Linked DNA regions of Mus musculus: region 2 is linked to region 1. Evidence: chromatin loops called from intact Hi-C (ENCODE). Cell type or tissue: left cerebral cortex. All regions are shown on one strand.

Region 1 (8,000 bases):
CTACTGAACTTCTGAACCAGGGCAGGAGCCTAGCCACCATTCCCATGTGCGTTAAGACACACACTCCAGTCTTCTGAAACCCGACAGACAAAACTCTCCAAACGGACAAGAATTGTGTACTAGGACCAAATCTAGCCCAGTTATCTCCTTCAGGATGTCGGCTGGGGACTTAGCTCGGCAGCAGAGCACCTTCCAAGCATGCAGAAGGCACTGGGTTCAAACACGAGTGCCGCAAGGTGGAGGCAGCCGAGACTCATACTTAGTATCTTAAGGCCAAGTGGCTGAAGGCTGCAGGCCAGCTTCTGTCACAGCTCAAAATGCAAGCAAGTTTCCTACCAGGCCGAACTTTCCCTGTCCAATTTGGGGTGGTGACTTCAGAATCTAACACATAGTCAGTTGTTCCTGACTGAGTCTCACAGGAAGCAGAGTTGAAGAGTTAAAAGGGGGTCTGGCTACCCTAGCGGTAACCACCTGGCACAGCTGGCCCGTGGCCACCCTCGAGTGAGGGCCACCTGCTTGGTAATTGTTTCATTACAACAAGTAAGCGAGGGCTGTTTGCAGGTGCTGAGATCTCACTTGTGGGCTTTTATTGCACTCGTCAGATTAACAAACATTTTTGATTAAATCACCACTTCACTAGCTCTGAGCGCAAGACTTTTAATAAGAGGACAATATCTACTGCTACAGAGCATCAGTGCACATTCAATACTCAAGACCCGCTGGGGGCAACAGAAGAGGAAGCGGAGAAACAGCCAGATGCCAGGTCTCTGCGAAGGCCCAGGATTACAGGTTTCAAAACCTTGACTATCCCAGCAAAAAGTCATCCTAGTGACAAAACCGAAGATATATGTTTTTATACATCTGTATATTTACCAATATTTAAAACATCCATGCAAACATCTGTAAGAGCGTAGTGTTACTGAGGGGGTAAAATGTGCTGGGGATATAGCTCAGTGCTAGAGGGCTTGCCTACTGTGCGGGTCTCTTGTTAAATCACAGCAGGTTCTTCAGTCACAGCTGACCAGAGCTACATACATGTTCTCAATACAAACCAGCCTACGGTCAGTCCTGAGCGAGTCTTCTATTTGCCCTGAAACGTTACAAGCCAGGTCTCCAAGGTCTGTGCTGCTCTGGGTTCTTTTCCAGGCTCCCACAAACAGCTCATTAAGCTTTGATCACTAATGGTATTTCCAGCCCCACGTTCTAAATGCCTCCACAATCCTCCCTAAACAACATGGTCAGGTCTGTCACTGCAGTAACCATGATCTTGGTACCAGGATCAGCTCTGGTTTGCTCTTCTGTTGCTGTGATAAACAATATGACCAAAAGCAACTTGGGGAAGAAAGGATTCATTTCAACTTAAATATTTATTTATTTATATTATTTATATGAGTAAATCATAGCTGTCTTCAGACCCACCAGAAGAGGGCATCAGATCCCATTACAGATGGTTGTGAGCCACCATGTGGTTGCTGGGAATTGAACTCAGGACCTCTGGAAGAGCAGTCAGTGCTCTTAACCGCTGAGCCATCTCTCCAGTTCTCACTTCAACTCAAGGTTTATAGTTCATCATGAAGGGAACTCGAGGCAGGAGCTGATACGGAGACCATGGAGGGTGCTGCTTACTGGCTTGCAACCATGGCAACCCAGTACTTATATATATCAGCCTGCTTCCTTTTTTATTTATTTATTTATTTTTTTTTTTATTTTCTGAGACAGAGTTTCTCTGTGTAGCCCTGGCTGTCCTGGAACTCACTTTGTAGACCAGGCTGGCCTCGAACTCAGAAATCCACCTGCCTCTGCCTCCCAAGTGCTGGGATTAAAGGTGTGCGCCACCATGCCCGGCTAGCCTGCTTGCTTGCTTATACAACCCGGGACCACCTGCTCTCACCTCAAATCATTCCTCAAGAAAATGCCCCACAGATTTGCCCACAGGCCAATGTGATGGAGGCAATTTCTTGAAGGTCCTTTTTAGATGACCCTAGTTTGTGTCAACCAGACAAAAAACTAGCCAGCACCCTACCATTCATAAGGCTGCAAAATGGGTAGATCTGCTCCCATACAAAGCACTAAGAGAATACACGTTGTGTCAAACTCAAACACTTCAAAAGTTGATGGTGTAGCTCAATGGTAGATCACCTGCCTAGCAGGCAGGAAGCCCTGGGCTCTAGCCCTAGCGTAGGTAGAGGTAGATAGATAGGTAGATAGATAGAAGATTGATTTGTGTCAGCCTGACAAAAGACAGGAGTTTCTCCTCCATATTACAGATGTGGAAATGAAAGCAGGAAGAAGGGGATAGATTTAAATGGTTGGGGTGATGAAGGAGTCCCTGTCTGTCCTCCGCCACCTTATGCCAGGCATGCTCCGGGCACCTGACAGCCACATGGTGAGGAGAGGTGTGCTCTGCAGGGAGATCTGCTCCCAACTCCCCTGGTGATGAGACTGCAGCTGGGCATGTGGCCTCTTAGCTGACGAGCCCAGCCCAGTCTCCGCTGCCCTGCAGGTAGTGGGGGGTGCACCTTGGTTCGTAGGAATAGAAAGTGGGCAGTTCTGGGCCCAGAGTCCTTAACGCAGCAGGCACTTTCTCTATTCTCTTCTTGACGAAGAGCATACCAGTGGGGTGGTCCTAATCTTGCTGATAAGATGGCAGAACCCTGGTAAGCGGAAAGGCTGTGGACAGAATATATGCCACCTCCTCTTCTTACGAAGAAGTGGGTTTTGGTTTTCTCACTATTGTCTACGCTGACCTTAAACTCACGAGCTTCCTACCTCAGCCGCCTAAGCACACAATTAGCTTTAAATGAGGTCTCACCGGAGCTGCTACAGTCACACTGCCCACGGCCACCTTCATATTAAGACAGACTGATTATGTGATTGCTATACTTTTTGTTTGTGTATTTGAGCCAGGATCACATGTAGCAAGGGTTGAGCTATGAAGGTTTTGTGATCTTCCCCTGATTCCCAAGTGCTGGGTTACAGGCATTATGTCACCAGAACTAGCCATACGAGTTCTTACGAATGTTTTGCTTATATGTTTGTGCACCACATACATATCTGGTGTCCGGAGAGGCAAGAACAGCCCGTGCTCTTAACTACTGAACCTTCTCTCCAACCCCAGTACTTATATTCTTTAAAACTGAGATAACATTCATTAACAAATACTGAAGTGGGCTGGGCTTCCATAATGCTCTGGTCAACGTTATCATCAACTCATACAATGTTCTCTGGTGTGTACTTCTGTTAAAGAGATCTTATTTAATAAACGTACAGTTCTCATTAGCGTTGAACTCACTGCCCAAAGGACCACATAATACTGAGTTGTTCCACACCTGAAAAATGGTTTATGTAACAAACCGATTGTCGCTCTAAGCCCCATCACAGTCCTGGAGCACTAGACAGCACGTCAGCGCGGTGCTTACGGATCCCTCAAAGTAGCAAACCACCACTAAAGAGAACAAAAATGCAGCCAGGCATGGTGGCACACGCCTTTAATCCCAGCACTTGGGAGGCAGAGGCAGGCGAATTTCTGAGTTCGAGGCCAGCCTGGTCTACAGAGTGAGTTCCAGGACAGCCAGGACTACACAGAGAAATCCTGTCTGAAAAAAACAAACAAACAAACAAACAAAAAAGGGATCACTGAGGAGATAAGTAACCTCTGGGAGGATGCCTCGAGGGCGTCCAATATTTTGACATTGAAGCCTGATGCTGTCATCTACAAGCATGCTGTATCACATTCCTAGATGTACTGGAACACCAGTGGCCCAAGGGCCCAGGCTGAACATGCCTTCGTTGTAAGGGAGAGGAAACGAGTCCCCACTTCCAGGAAGCCCACCTGAGCATTATTCCCTGCTCTATCACCTTCACCACTTTAAGCTGGCTTCCGCCTTTTCGTTTCCTTGCAGTGTTGCTCTGTATCCCAGGCTGGCTTAGATCTCTGAGCCCTGGGACTATAACCATGTGCCACCTATGTCCTGAGTTCCACGTAGACCCTCAGTTCCCTCGTCTATACGAGCATAACAGACATGCAACAATTCATTGAACATGCAAACGAAACATGCATCAGACGGCTTTTTTTCCATGCATGACAAACTATTTTAAAGGCCTTCCCAAACACCAATTCTAGGAATCTCTGCAGATTTCCAAAGATCCTCAAGCTACAAGGCTGATACCCCACAGGAAAAACTTCCCCTCTCTGGAGACGTTTAAGCCACTAGCAGTATACTGAATAATAGCCTCGCACTCACCCTGGAGTCTTATTAGCTCCATGGTGGTCCCTCACCTACAAGTCCCGAACACCTTTGGTTCCCACCTGTCTCTTTCTGCTAAAGTCTCCCTTAGTCTCCGAGTCTCTCCTTTTAGAATACCCACTATGGCCTGTCTTCTTTGGGACTCCCCTGACCAGGGATGGAGCTGATGGTTCTCAGCTCCATCCCTGCCTTCCTCATCGTGACCCTTCACCTCCCTTCACAGCCTCTCCCAAAGCCACGTCGCCCTCGCTTCCTCCATCTGACCCTCGACGTCGCAGCCGCCGGGCCGATCGACGCCCCTGCGTCGGAACACAGTGACTAACCACGTGACTCGAACCCGACTTCTCCCCCTCACCTCCTGAGCGACACCAAGATTCTCCCGCTTCTTTTTAGTCATATTGCTTGCTGTCTTTTCCGCGCTGGACCAGCCCATTAAGTCGCACTACGCACGCGCAGGACCTCGTGCTTCTTTTTCATTGGTCGGTGCAGAGGAAGGAGGCGGGACTTCTGCGTCGCCATCTTGTTAAGGGGCGCGTCCATCCTGCAGCGGCCATGTTTGTGAGGGGCGGCCTCCGGGTATAAGATGTGCAGGGAAGCAGTTTCAGGTCTACCCGTGAGTGGAGACCTCTTTACGTACTTGAGAGCTTTTATCTTAACTTCCTTCTTTCTTTTCAAACATCTTCCTTCTTGCATCCCTCAGGGCATCCCTGCACCGTTTTTTAGGCTATCCTCGTTCAAATGTTCTTGCTCCTGCAAGGCTCAGCCTGCAAGCCCTGGCCCTTCAGTCCCAACTTGAACTGCTCTGCCCTTTGGGATCTAATATGGTCTTGCACCGTTAATCCTTTCTGTCCTGTGTTCTTTCGCATTAGCTTGTTTTCTGGTGAAATGAGAACAGCCTGCAGACATCACGGAAGGCATGAAGAAGGCTCGCAGCACACCATATTAGCCTGAGATTCCTAGGTCTTACCTGGGCTTCTGGCTTTCTTTTAGAGGCTTGTTCATGCTTAGGATTTTAGAGTGTTTAGACCTTGGACTTGGAGATGTTTTGACTATAACCCTACCACAGGACATAGACATAGAGCTGCCACCAAAGTTTTACAAGTCAGTACCTTTTCTTTTTCATTTTTTTAATTAGATATTTTTAAAATTTACATTTCAAATGCTATCCTGCAAGTTCCCTATACCCTCCCCCCGCCCTGCTCCCCTACCCACCCACTCCTACTTCTTGGCCCTGGCATTCCCCTGTACTGGGGCATATAAAGTTTGCAAGACCAAGGGGCCTCTCTTCCCAATGATGGCCGACTAGGCCATCTTCTGCTACATATGCAGCTAGAGACACAAGCTCCGGGGGGTACTGGTTAGTACATATTGTTGTTCCACCTATAGTGTTGCAGACCCCTTCAGCATCTTGGGTACTTTCTCTAGCTACAAGTCAGTACCTTTAGCATCTGTGAAGTGCTATGGTTTTTTTGTTTTTGTTTTTTTTATTAAAAGAAAAAAGTTAGCTGAGCATGGTGGACATATGAGTAGTCTCAATTATTTAGGATAGTGAGGTGGTGCATCATTTAGAGTCCACAGTTTTGAAATCAGCCTGGACAACAGTGAAACCTTAATAATAATAATAATAATAATAATAATTAATTTTTAAAAAATTGTGGTATGGCAAAAAAACTAAAAGTAGATAGATGTTGTCTGAAAGAGTGGGGATGTGGTTCAAAAAGCTGCCATAGATCCCTCAGGTACCTACGTTCCATTCTTGTACTGGATATTATCTCACACCGCAGGGCCTCTCTGCTTCGGGAACAGAGCAGGCCTGTGTGCACACACAGCTCTGTCCTTCCGTGTCTCTTTCTAAAGATAAATTTGCCCCCGTGGAATTACTAGGTCAGAGATGATGAGACCAGAATCGAAGCTCCTTGTTTCTACCCACTTATCTCCACTCCCGAGTCCGTTTCTCTATGTGAATAATAACCCCACCTCAGTGTTTGGAGGAGAAAAAAAATTTTTTTCAGATCTGTGTTTTCTTCATGATAGAGCCCTTGAGTGATGGGGCTGGAAGGGACCTGAGATACCATCTCACTTGGCTGCCTGACTGCGACCTGCAGAGGGAACAGGTAGTAAATTCTACCTGAACAGGACGCAGGCTGCTGAAGTTGTTTAGTGCAGTTCTCAGCTTAACACCCGGCACAAGAAAATCTTCCTCGAGAACATTGTCTATCAGCTGTCAATCAACAACCCTTCCAGCATTGGTTCCGTCCCAGAAAAAACAGACTCTGCTTCCCAATTATCACAGGCGCTGGCCCAGGGGAGGTGAGAAGACGAGAAGGAGAAGCACTGTGTTCTTTTAGAAGTGGCTCCTTCTGTGTTTCTCTGGCACCAAGAAAAAGCCACAGAACTCTGGGTGTGCCTCATGTGGGTCTCATCTCTTCCCAGTTTAGGACAAAGTTACCAAAGCGCTCAACTTCCATGTCTTTTTTTCAACAGACCTCCTCCTCTGGGTCTGATGATGGAATAAAATGCTCAAGACGAGGGGCTGGAGAGAGGGCACCACAGTTAAGAGCATTTTGGCCCCTGCATGGGACCTCTTGGTTCAATTCCCAGCATCTACACAGTGGGTTTTTGGTTTTGGTTTTGGTTTTTTTTTTTTTTTTTTTTTTTTTTTTTTGCTTTTGTTTTGAGACAGGGTTTCTCTGTGTAGCCCTGGCTGTCCTGGAACTCACTCTGTAGACCAGGCTGGCCTCGAACTCAGAAATCCGCCTGCCTCTGCCTCCCAAGTGCTGGGATTAAAGGTGTGCGCCACCACACCCGATTTACACAGTGTTTAATGACAGCCTGTAACTCCCGCTTATTAGCATCCAATGCTCTCCTCTGGCGTCCTTGGACGCTGCCTACACGTGATGGACAGACAAAACTCTGAAGCACAAAAATAAAGTAAATCAATCTTTTTTTAAAGCCGGTTGTTGGTGGCGCACGCCTTTAACCCCAGTCCTTGGGAGGCAGAGGCAGGTGGATCTCTGAGTTCGAGGCCAGCCTGGTCTACAGACTGAGTTCCAGAACAGCCAAGGCTGCCCAGAGAAGCCCTGTCTTGAGAAACCAAGAAAGAAAAACAATAACAAAAAGAACAACAAAAAACTCAATGGACTGGAACCAAGTTCTTTGTGAGTTATAGTGAAAGGGGAACTTTAAGGTGAAGCCCTCCTGGACTCCAACTGCACCGGAATCATTTTGCAGCTGTACAAAGTAGCAATGTGGAGCAAGGTACTTCCATTTTCCAGGCCTCAGTTTTCACATCTGGTAAGGGTCATCATGCCAGGTGTGGAAGGTCCCCATGAGACCTGCTAAGAAGTTGCATCTGCAGAATGAGTGACCAGGAGAGTCCACAGGACCGAGGAGCCACCAGTCACTGCCGTTTGTTTTCTTGTCTTGAGCCTGGTTTCTGTGAGCCTTCACCTGCCTATAGCACACGTGTTGATTTGCATTTGAGGCAGATACCTGGGGTGTGGAGTACACTGCAGCCACAGCATGCACAGGCATCTCCACTGAGGGGTCTGCCGCCTCTCTCACCACTTGTCCTTGAGCTGGGACATCAGTCACAGTTTGATGTGTCAGGGCAACACAAAATTGTGCTGATGGTGTGCTGTGGGTAGAGGATGCCCGGGCACCCAGTAATCCACTCAGGTCTTAGCCCACCCCACGTGACCCTGGCAAGTACAGAGACCTGCCTGCTATTCCTCTGAGGACTCTTCACTGAGA
Region 2 (8,000 bases), 160 kb after region 1:
GCCAGGCAGATGACTGAGGGGACAAGATATGCCTAAGAGCAAAAGGAACAACCAGGAGAAACTGAGGTAGATGGGGAAAGGGGGGTTTCTTTAGCCCGGTGACCAGAGTACATTAGGTGTTTACCCGTAGGGGGAAGGAGGTATTTTTTTCCTCTCTCTCTCTCTCTCTCTCTCTCTCTCTCTCTCTCTCTCTCAGGATAGGGGGTCTCAGGTAGCCCAGGCTGCCCTTGAACTCACTACATAGCCAAGGATGACACTGAACTCCTGGACCACATGCTTCATGTCCCAAGTGGTGGGATCACAGTGCTCATCCACCCAGTCTATGTCCTGTCAGGGATCTAACCAGCAACTCATGCATGCTAGGCAAGCCTCTACCAACGGCTCTACATCCCCAGCCCTGGACGCAGGTATTATTGAAGGAGCTTAAAAGAGACTCCCTGACGAGGCCACCAGCAAAACATTGGCTTTGAGCAAGCCCAAAGTAGGAGCCTGGGTTCACAGGAGCCCTAACGTGCTGGCTGCCCTTTGAGGCATGGCTGTCCACAACCGGTTGGCCATGGCACTTCAGAAGGCAGACCCCTCCCCCAGGCTACTGCTGGGCCCAGCTGGGGACACTGTGGTCCTGCACCAGCCCAGACTCTTTCCTGGCAAGAGTGCCCTGGGTGAGCGCACGCCTGGCACAGGGCCTGGTGCCTGGGAATGATGCTCTGGCGGGTGGCTTTGTGTTTTGTGAAAACCAAACCCACAACCAGGCCCAGGCAGCCAAGCAAAGCCTGCCGGGAAGGCTGGCAGGCCTCCTTCCCAGGCTCCCCCAGGAACTATGGGTAGCACCAGCTGCCACCCTGGCTGGCACTGGAGACCCGGTGGACAAGGCCTGGGTCCAGCTCTGGCCTCCCAGCCTGACCCCCTTCTCCCTGGACTAAATTGGAATAGAAATGAGAAGGAATCGCTCTCCTCTGTTTGAACAAATTGCTATGGATCCCTCACTGTCTCAGGTCAGGGCTCTCGATGGGGGATATTTTCACTTGCCGACTGCTAATAGACTCAGGAGAAGCTGCTGGATCGATTGCGGCCGGGAAAATTAGCCATGAGCTCCGGGCCAGCCTCGGCCTGCCCCTGCCCCCCACCCCAGGCCTCCTGGTGGGGGAGAGGAGAGGGCCTCTGCCCAGCAGGGACCAGAGCCCGGAAGAGACAGGTTGAACCTGGGGTGCTGGGGCTGAGCCTGGTGGCTACCAGGAACTACAATCTGTTGGAGGGCTGGGGACAAAGGTGGCTGATCAGAATCCCCGGGGAGGTCCCCAGGGCACACATCCGTCCATCTGTATGCAGCACCAGTACGCGTCCACGCACACACTCACACGTGCCCGCCAGATTTCCATGTATGAGAGAGAGATAAGAGGCTCTGCGTGAGGCGGCAAGAGCTGTCAGGGTCCATGGTGAGAAACACTTGCCAGTCTCAGGTTTGCCTTCAACAGAACTGGAGGGCGGGGTGGGGCGGGGCGGGGCGGGTGGGGCGGGGCGGGGCGGAGCGGGGGGGCCGGGGGCGGGGAGAAGGCAAGCTCATCACCTGTTTCCTCCTCCCCTCCCAAAGTAAAAAGAAGGAGCCACACAGGGGTATTCTGACTCTGGGACTCAGGAGCCAGCACCTACCGGCCTACATTGTCTGGAAAAGCTAAGGCAAGGTAGGGTGGAGCTTGCTGTAGCCTCTGAATGTATCAGGAGTGAGGTAGTTTGAAAAGGCACTCACATCTGCTGGCTATCCTGCCATGTCAAACACACACGCACACACACACCCATCACATCTCAGTCGAAGTGAGCCCAGGTCCCACTGAGGAGACAGAACAAGGCCACCAGCTTTCTTCACCTGGCCACCAGTTTCTGCGGCTGAAAGACAGAGTTCATATAATGAAGCAGATCTGAGCTGTGTGTAGCATTTATGTGTGACATACGGCAGGTACTCACTAAGTGCTGAATTCATCTGGGGTCCCAGTTGGAAGCACCCCCAAAGGCCAGAGGTGTTCCTCTGTGGTCCCTACGAAAACTGCAGCTATTCAGGGCTGCAGGACAGCAAACTCCTGAAAGATATAGACAGAATTCTGTAGACCTCAAAACTCAGCCTGTTGGGCCAGGTGCTGCGCCCATTTTGACCTGACTTTGAATTCTTCAGAGCTGGAATCCACTTGCAGCACTATCCAAAGTACCCTGGGGGCCCCTGCTTGTCCTCACTAATCCTAACCCCGTCCCCTCCAAAGACAGGTTCACCCTTATCCTCAAATAAAGGGGAAAGGGGCTCTGCAATGGTTCTCAACCTGTGGGTCGCGACCCCTTTGAGGTTGTTGAATGACCCTTTTCCAGGGGTCACCTAAGACCAGCTGCATATCCGATATTTACATTACGGTTCATAACAGTTGCAAAACTACAGTTCTGAAGTAGCCACAGCGGTAAGTCCTCACCACAACACAAGGAACTGTTAAAGTTAGGTCACAGCATTAGGAAGGTTGAAGACCACTGACAGGAGAAACCCACGCCCTGGGGTGAGCAGCTCCAGAAAGAGGCTTGAGCCTAGGGCCTCCAGCTCATCAAATCAGGGCGGCGCTCCATCGACAAAGACCAGGCTGAGGGGTGGTACCTGCTGTCAGTGCCCCGTGTCCCTCTAGCCATTCACTGCGTGGAGCTTGGCACCACCCCGGCCACTACAGCTAATGTTCCTTTGTGCTCGGTGGACTCAGAGGTCAGCCTTACCAACAGTCCTACAGAAGGGAAGAATGCTTGGCCAATGGAGGAAGCAGAGGTGGGTGTGTACCCACCCCAGGAGGAGAGGCGGCTACAAACCAGAGCTCTCCAGAAGGACACAGGGGAAACTGGTTTAATCAGGCTCCTCAAGGGAGGGGGTAGCCCTCATTTCCAGAGTTCACTTCCCTGCTTCAACCCATGCTACCTAAAACTTCAGCTCCAAGGGAGCTATGATGGCCTATGGTGTCCCCCGCTGAAGCATCATGGCTATAACCATGTTCGCACTGTGTCTAATCAACCCCTTCCCTTACCCCAAACACTGGCAACCTCTGGATACCCCTGTACCTGAACTACCTACTCATTAGGACTGGGCCTGGACTTCAAGCAGAAGGTATAGCTTCTAGGCCTCCCCAGCTGGAGATGGTGCTGTACCCTGCCGGCTGGCTGTTGACTGCATGGTGGATCTTGTGGGAAGTGTATCAGCAAGCTCCTGTCCCACCCCACTCACAAGGAAGCATTCCATTAAGGCTTCCAACATCCATCCCACCCGACTCAAAGCAAGCACATCACCCCATCTTGGGGCGGGGGGCAATGAGGCAGTGGGAGATTTGGAATGGAGTTCAGGGGCAAGGAGAGGCAGGAATTCATTAATACCATAGTGACATACCAAAGAGGTGATGCAGGATACTGAAAGAGATTCGAGAGAGTCCCTCTACATGGCTATAGATGTCAGCCTGGTCACATGATGGCTGTGTGGTCTTCACACACTTTTCTTCTCTGATCTTAGCTCTTTTCCTACAGAGATCCAGATGTGCTGGGTTGCACGAGGCTACAGTGGTGTGGCTGAGCCCTGATGCCTGCATGAGGCTATAGTGATGTTTGCCACACCCTCTAGTGCTTCTGCCGTTGCTCTATGGGGAGCCAGCCTCACTGCACAGGTCTTTCACTGATGCAGGTTGATAACCCGACCTTCCCCACGGTCTCCTGCATCTTACTGGAGCATTAGAACCGGACCCAAGGGATCAGGCCACTGGAATTCAGTTCCCTTCCAGCTCAGCCCTCCCAGGATTCCACTCAGAGTTGGAGAAATGAGCCTCCGTCAAGATGTCAAGACAAAAAAAGGCTGGAGCCAAGGACAGATTCGGGCACACTCGGGTTATCCGGGTCTTTCTGACATCAGGTTATGTTCTAGCAAGTTGAAATAAGGTCAGACAGTGGCAAGAACTTCCCAAAATAAAGGCCCAAAGAAAGGCAAAGGAAATTGTAGTGGATCTTCATGCTCTCATGAGAGAGTGGGCTCCCTAGAAGTTAGCAAATGAACTTGGTCACCTCAGAAGGACTTCCCAGCCCTTCAGGGTCTGGCCCTACAAGCCAGGAAGCTTCCACTCCCCAGGCCACAAAGTTCAGGCTGAAATGAGACACCTGCTAGTGGAGAGAGACTCCATGGAGAGCCTCTGAGCCAGGACAGAGGGGTTCGGAGGGCAGGGAGCACTTGGGAAAAGGGACAGAGCCACAAGCAGGTAGGACTCCAGGCAAGACTCTTACAGGAAATTCTGAGTGACTGTAGACAAGTCACTTGCCTGCTTTGTTTTGGGTCTTCTCCAAGGCCTTGTCTCACCTGAGAGAGGGCTGCAGAGGGAGCAGGTGAAGTATGGCCATTCTCACCACTCAGACCTTTTCAGTCAAGTGGGAAAGGAAGATGGTTCAGTGGTGAGCAGGGTGCTTGCTGCACAGCTGGAAGGCCTTGCCGCTATCTCTGGTCTCAAGTCTCCTTCCACACTCAATTTCAGAGATCCACATCTGGGTGACCTGAGGCCACAGAAGGATGGCTAAGTCTGCCACACCCTGTTGGGACCCCACCCCTACCCCCAGCACTGCTTGAAACAGCCAGGCTTGGGCTGGGAAGATGATCAGTAGTTAAGAGCATTTGCTGCCCTAAGCAGAGGACCCAAGTTCAGAGGGCCGGACACCCACATTGGGCACCCACAGTCACCTATAACTCCAGCCCCAGGGGACCTAATGACCTGTTCTAGCTTCCAAAGGCACACGGAGACACATAACTAAAAATAAAATAAATCTTAAAAAAAAAAAAAAGATAAAGGGAGACAGGGCTGTATTCACGTTCTGAGCATGCGCCACCAGGCAGCTCCTTGGGGCTTGCCGGTCCAGCCAATCAGAGAGCCACAGGTCAAGGGGATGAGCAATTGAGACGGACCCCTGACATGGACATTTACAAACTTCCAACTAGGACAGCAGCGGACTGGAGGCTGGTGTCTCGCTCTCCACCCATCTACCTCCATATCTGTCTCCTTTTCATTTTTATTATAGCCTCCCTTACATTTAAAACGGCCAAGGAACCCGAGGCTGCTCAATGTAAACAGAAGCCACCCGGGGGCTGCTGAGAGAGCTTCTTGAGAGGAAGGAGGCTTCCTGGATGATGCTGGCACACGACTTTAATCCCATCACACAGGAGGGAGAAACTGGCAGACTTCTGCGTTCAAGGCCAGCCTGGTCTATAGATCGAGTTCCGGGACAGCCGGGGCTACACAGAGAAACCCTGTCTGTTTCTTAAAAAAAAAAAAAAAAAAAAAAAAAAAAAAAAAAAAAAGACTGGCCAAAATGTCAGACATGCTGATTTCAGTGTGCATGACAACTCGGGGGCACTGATATTTGTTGGGCTGTCCTGGGTTATCTTATGTGCAGCCAAGCCGGGGGCTGTTGTCTAAGCAGAGACCCCGAGGTGGAAAGGGCCCGGAGCAACCCCTGGACCCGAGGAGCCAGAGAATGAAGCCTCAGGGTTTCGCAGGTAAACATGATCCCTGAAGGACACCAGGGCTCCTCATGCCGCTTCAGGAATCAACCCATCCCCCCAAGAAAGTCTAGGGAACAAACCACAGGAGCCTCACAGTTGTAGTACAGGCAGGCATGAAGTCTGTCATTGGGCAGCTTTGAGTTAAAATCCCGATTCTACCACCTACCTGCTGACTGTAGGACCTCGATATATCACTCAGCCTGACCCTCAACCTTTCCACTTGGAAAATGAGGGCTGTGGGGAGCACCTTAGGGACACACACACACACACACACACACACACGTTACTTTCAGCCCTTAGCTGGTTTGGGATGAGGATACTCTGTGGTTAAAGGCAGGAATAAAGTGGTATCCCGATCTCCCTGCCCGAATCTTCTATGAGAACCATCCAAGCCAAAAGGCTGCAGCTGGTGACTTTGGGAATAATAAGGGGACTGCATTAACGCTCCAGAGTGGGGTGGAGCTTGCCTGACCCTCAGCTTGGGCAGTGGCCTGGAAGTCCAGACATGCCCTGGCGACATCCCAGGGAGAAGATGCAGCTGGGCCTGACTTGTTCTGATGTAACCGTGTCGATCCACGAAGCCTCTATAGCAAAGCACCAATTTCAGGGCTTCCTGTCTGCAGAGCTCCTGCGGCGGGGGGTCCAGCCTGCACTGTGGATAACTTCCTGAAGACTTAAACAAGCCACCTCACCATTTCGAACCCACCAGATAATCCTAGCATCCTGGCTGGCTCTGGGGCCAGAAGGGAACCAAAAAGAGCTTGGGGTAGCTTCTCCCAAGCCATCAAGGCACCACGCACACCGAAGCCACCACCTTCTACCAGGGTTAGAGGAGCAGGACTCAGGTTAGATTCACTTCAGGCCCCCGTGGTCCTCCATACTTCTCAAATGTGCAGCCACTATTTCCTACCTCAACACTCTGCTTCCATGCTGCACCCACTCGGGGACGTTCCTTGTCTGCGGCCACCGCCTCTGCTCCCGAGACAGTCCCCATAGTTCACCTCAAAGCTGCCAAAGTACTGGCATCCCAGGGAGGCTTCCCTGTGAACCCCAGGAGTGGCAAACCCACCTTCCAGACGGAGAAACTGAGGTTCTCCTTGAAGAGGCAGCCAGGTACCCATTGGGCCCTGACTGCCTGCCTATTGCCCTTGTGAGGCAAAGAGCAATCCACTGGTACCAGCCAGTGTCTCTGCTAGGAACAGCCTAGATCTGAGTTTTACCAAGGCCCTCCTGAGGAAAGTTGGGGGACCTCCAGCCCTCAGTGGAGCCTGAAACACCTCCTCCTCTACCTCACCCAGTACCCCTCAAATCTGCCCCTGCCTTCCAGGTCCCCCATCCCTTCTCAAGCCTGACATGCCTCCCAAACAAGATCGACTTTATCTCTTCCCTCTCTTCTCCCTAGACATGGGTACATTTCAGGACCCTGGCCTCAGCCACTAGCCTCATGGACACATCCCTTCTCTGGTGATGTCCATATTGCTTTGTGGACATAAGTCCAGGCACATAGTAACCTCTTCTGATCTGCATTCTCCTCACACACCAGCCTCCCTGCCACGCAACCTATGCACAAAGCTCCCCTTCAAATCCACACTCAGCGCTAGGATCGTGGCTCAGTAGGCAGCGTCCTCGCCTCGCATGCACAAAGCCCCGAGTTCAGTCCTCAAGGCTCCCAGCTCTTCTAACGCAAAGGCAGGAAGGACAGAAGTTCAAGGTCACTCTTGACAACCGAGCCAGCCCACCTCAAAACAAAACCCCAACCATTAAAGCTATTTGCCTAGGTCTTTGTCTGCCCACTGACAGAAGTCTGGCCTGGGCAGCTTCTCTTCTGGGGTTTCACGCTGGGACAGGATCAAGCAGCAATTCAGAAGTCCAGCCCCCGCCCTTTTCACTCCCCTGCCCCAAATCTGTCTAATCAACAGCTTTTTATTCTGCCTTTTCCCACTGTGAGCCCGCTCCCCAACTGCAAACCACGGGCCATTGTCAGCTCCTGTCCCCATGGGATCTCTTTCCCTGCCTCGCTCTGGTCTTGTGACCGTGTTCTGCAGGGTCTCCACTTCACCCCCTTCCCCTTCTTCAAGGAACTCAGTTGAAAACTTCCCCCTTGCTCTCCTCTTAGGCCCCAAACCCCTCCACCGTGTCCCATCCCACTTAAACTCTTACACAATCTTCAATGTCCCAGACATCTGACCTGACTAATTCCTGAGAATTAGTCCCCATAGTTCACCTCAAAGCTGCCAAAGTATTGGCATCCCAGGGAGGCTTCCCTGTGAACCCCAGGAGTGGCAAACCCACCTTCCAGACAGAGAAACTGAGGTTCTCCTTTGATTGACCCTATCCACTCCCCTCCTTCCTCCTCCTGCTCTTTCTCTTCCTCACAACAGACTCCTGAATTTTGTCCTAACCAGCCAGCTTTTGTCCGTGCCCCAGGGCCTTTGCACTGGCTGTTTCCCAAGCT

Evidence for each region. A loop is a pair of places that touch in the nucleus more often than their neighbours do. Peaks named below come from ENCODE experiments on the same cell type or tissue, not always from the same donor. Only the 100,000 strongest peaks of a DNase experiment are listed, where the experiment ranks them.
Region 2: a loop joins it to region 1, with 2.5 times the contacts of the local background. A loop is called at or near these places in 18 of 42 quality-filtered maps.

The regions. Positions count from the first base shown.
Region 1 is chr17:29,712,332-29,720,331 of GRCm38, forward strand. Ccdc167 (coiled-coil domain containing 167) reads right to left here and starts at 4,686. Exons shown (of 4, transcript NM_026782.2): 1 at 4,603-4,686. The coding sequence starts at 4,644. In left cerebral cortex, a CTCF peak has its summit at 1,414 (motif pointing right); DNase peaks (open chromatin) are centred at 4,718 and 6,581; H3K4me3 peaks cover 1,352 bases; H3K27ac peaks cover 763 bases.
Region 2 is chr17:29,873,099-29,881,098 of GRCm38, forward strand. All of the region lies in intron 1 of Mdga1 (MAM domain containing glycosylphosphatidylinositol anchor 1), which reads right to left. Among named protein-coding and RNA genes, the nearest start is that of Mdga1, 11 kb to the right of the region's middle. In left cerebral cortex, no CTCF peak of the experiment used is centred here; a DNase peak (open chromatin) is centred at 715; H3K4me3 peaks cover 303 bases; H3K27ac peaks cover 893 bases.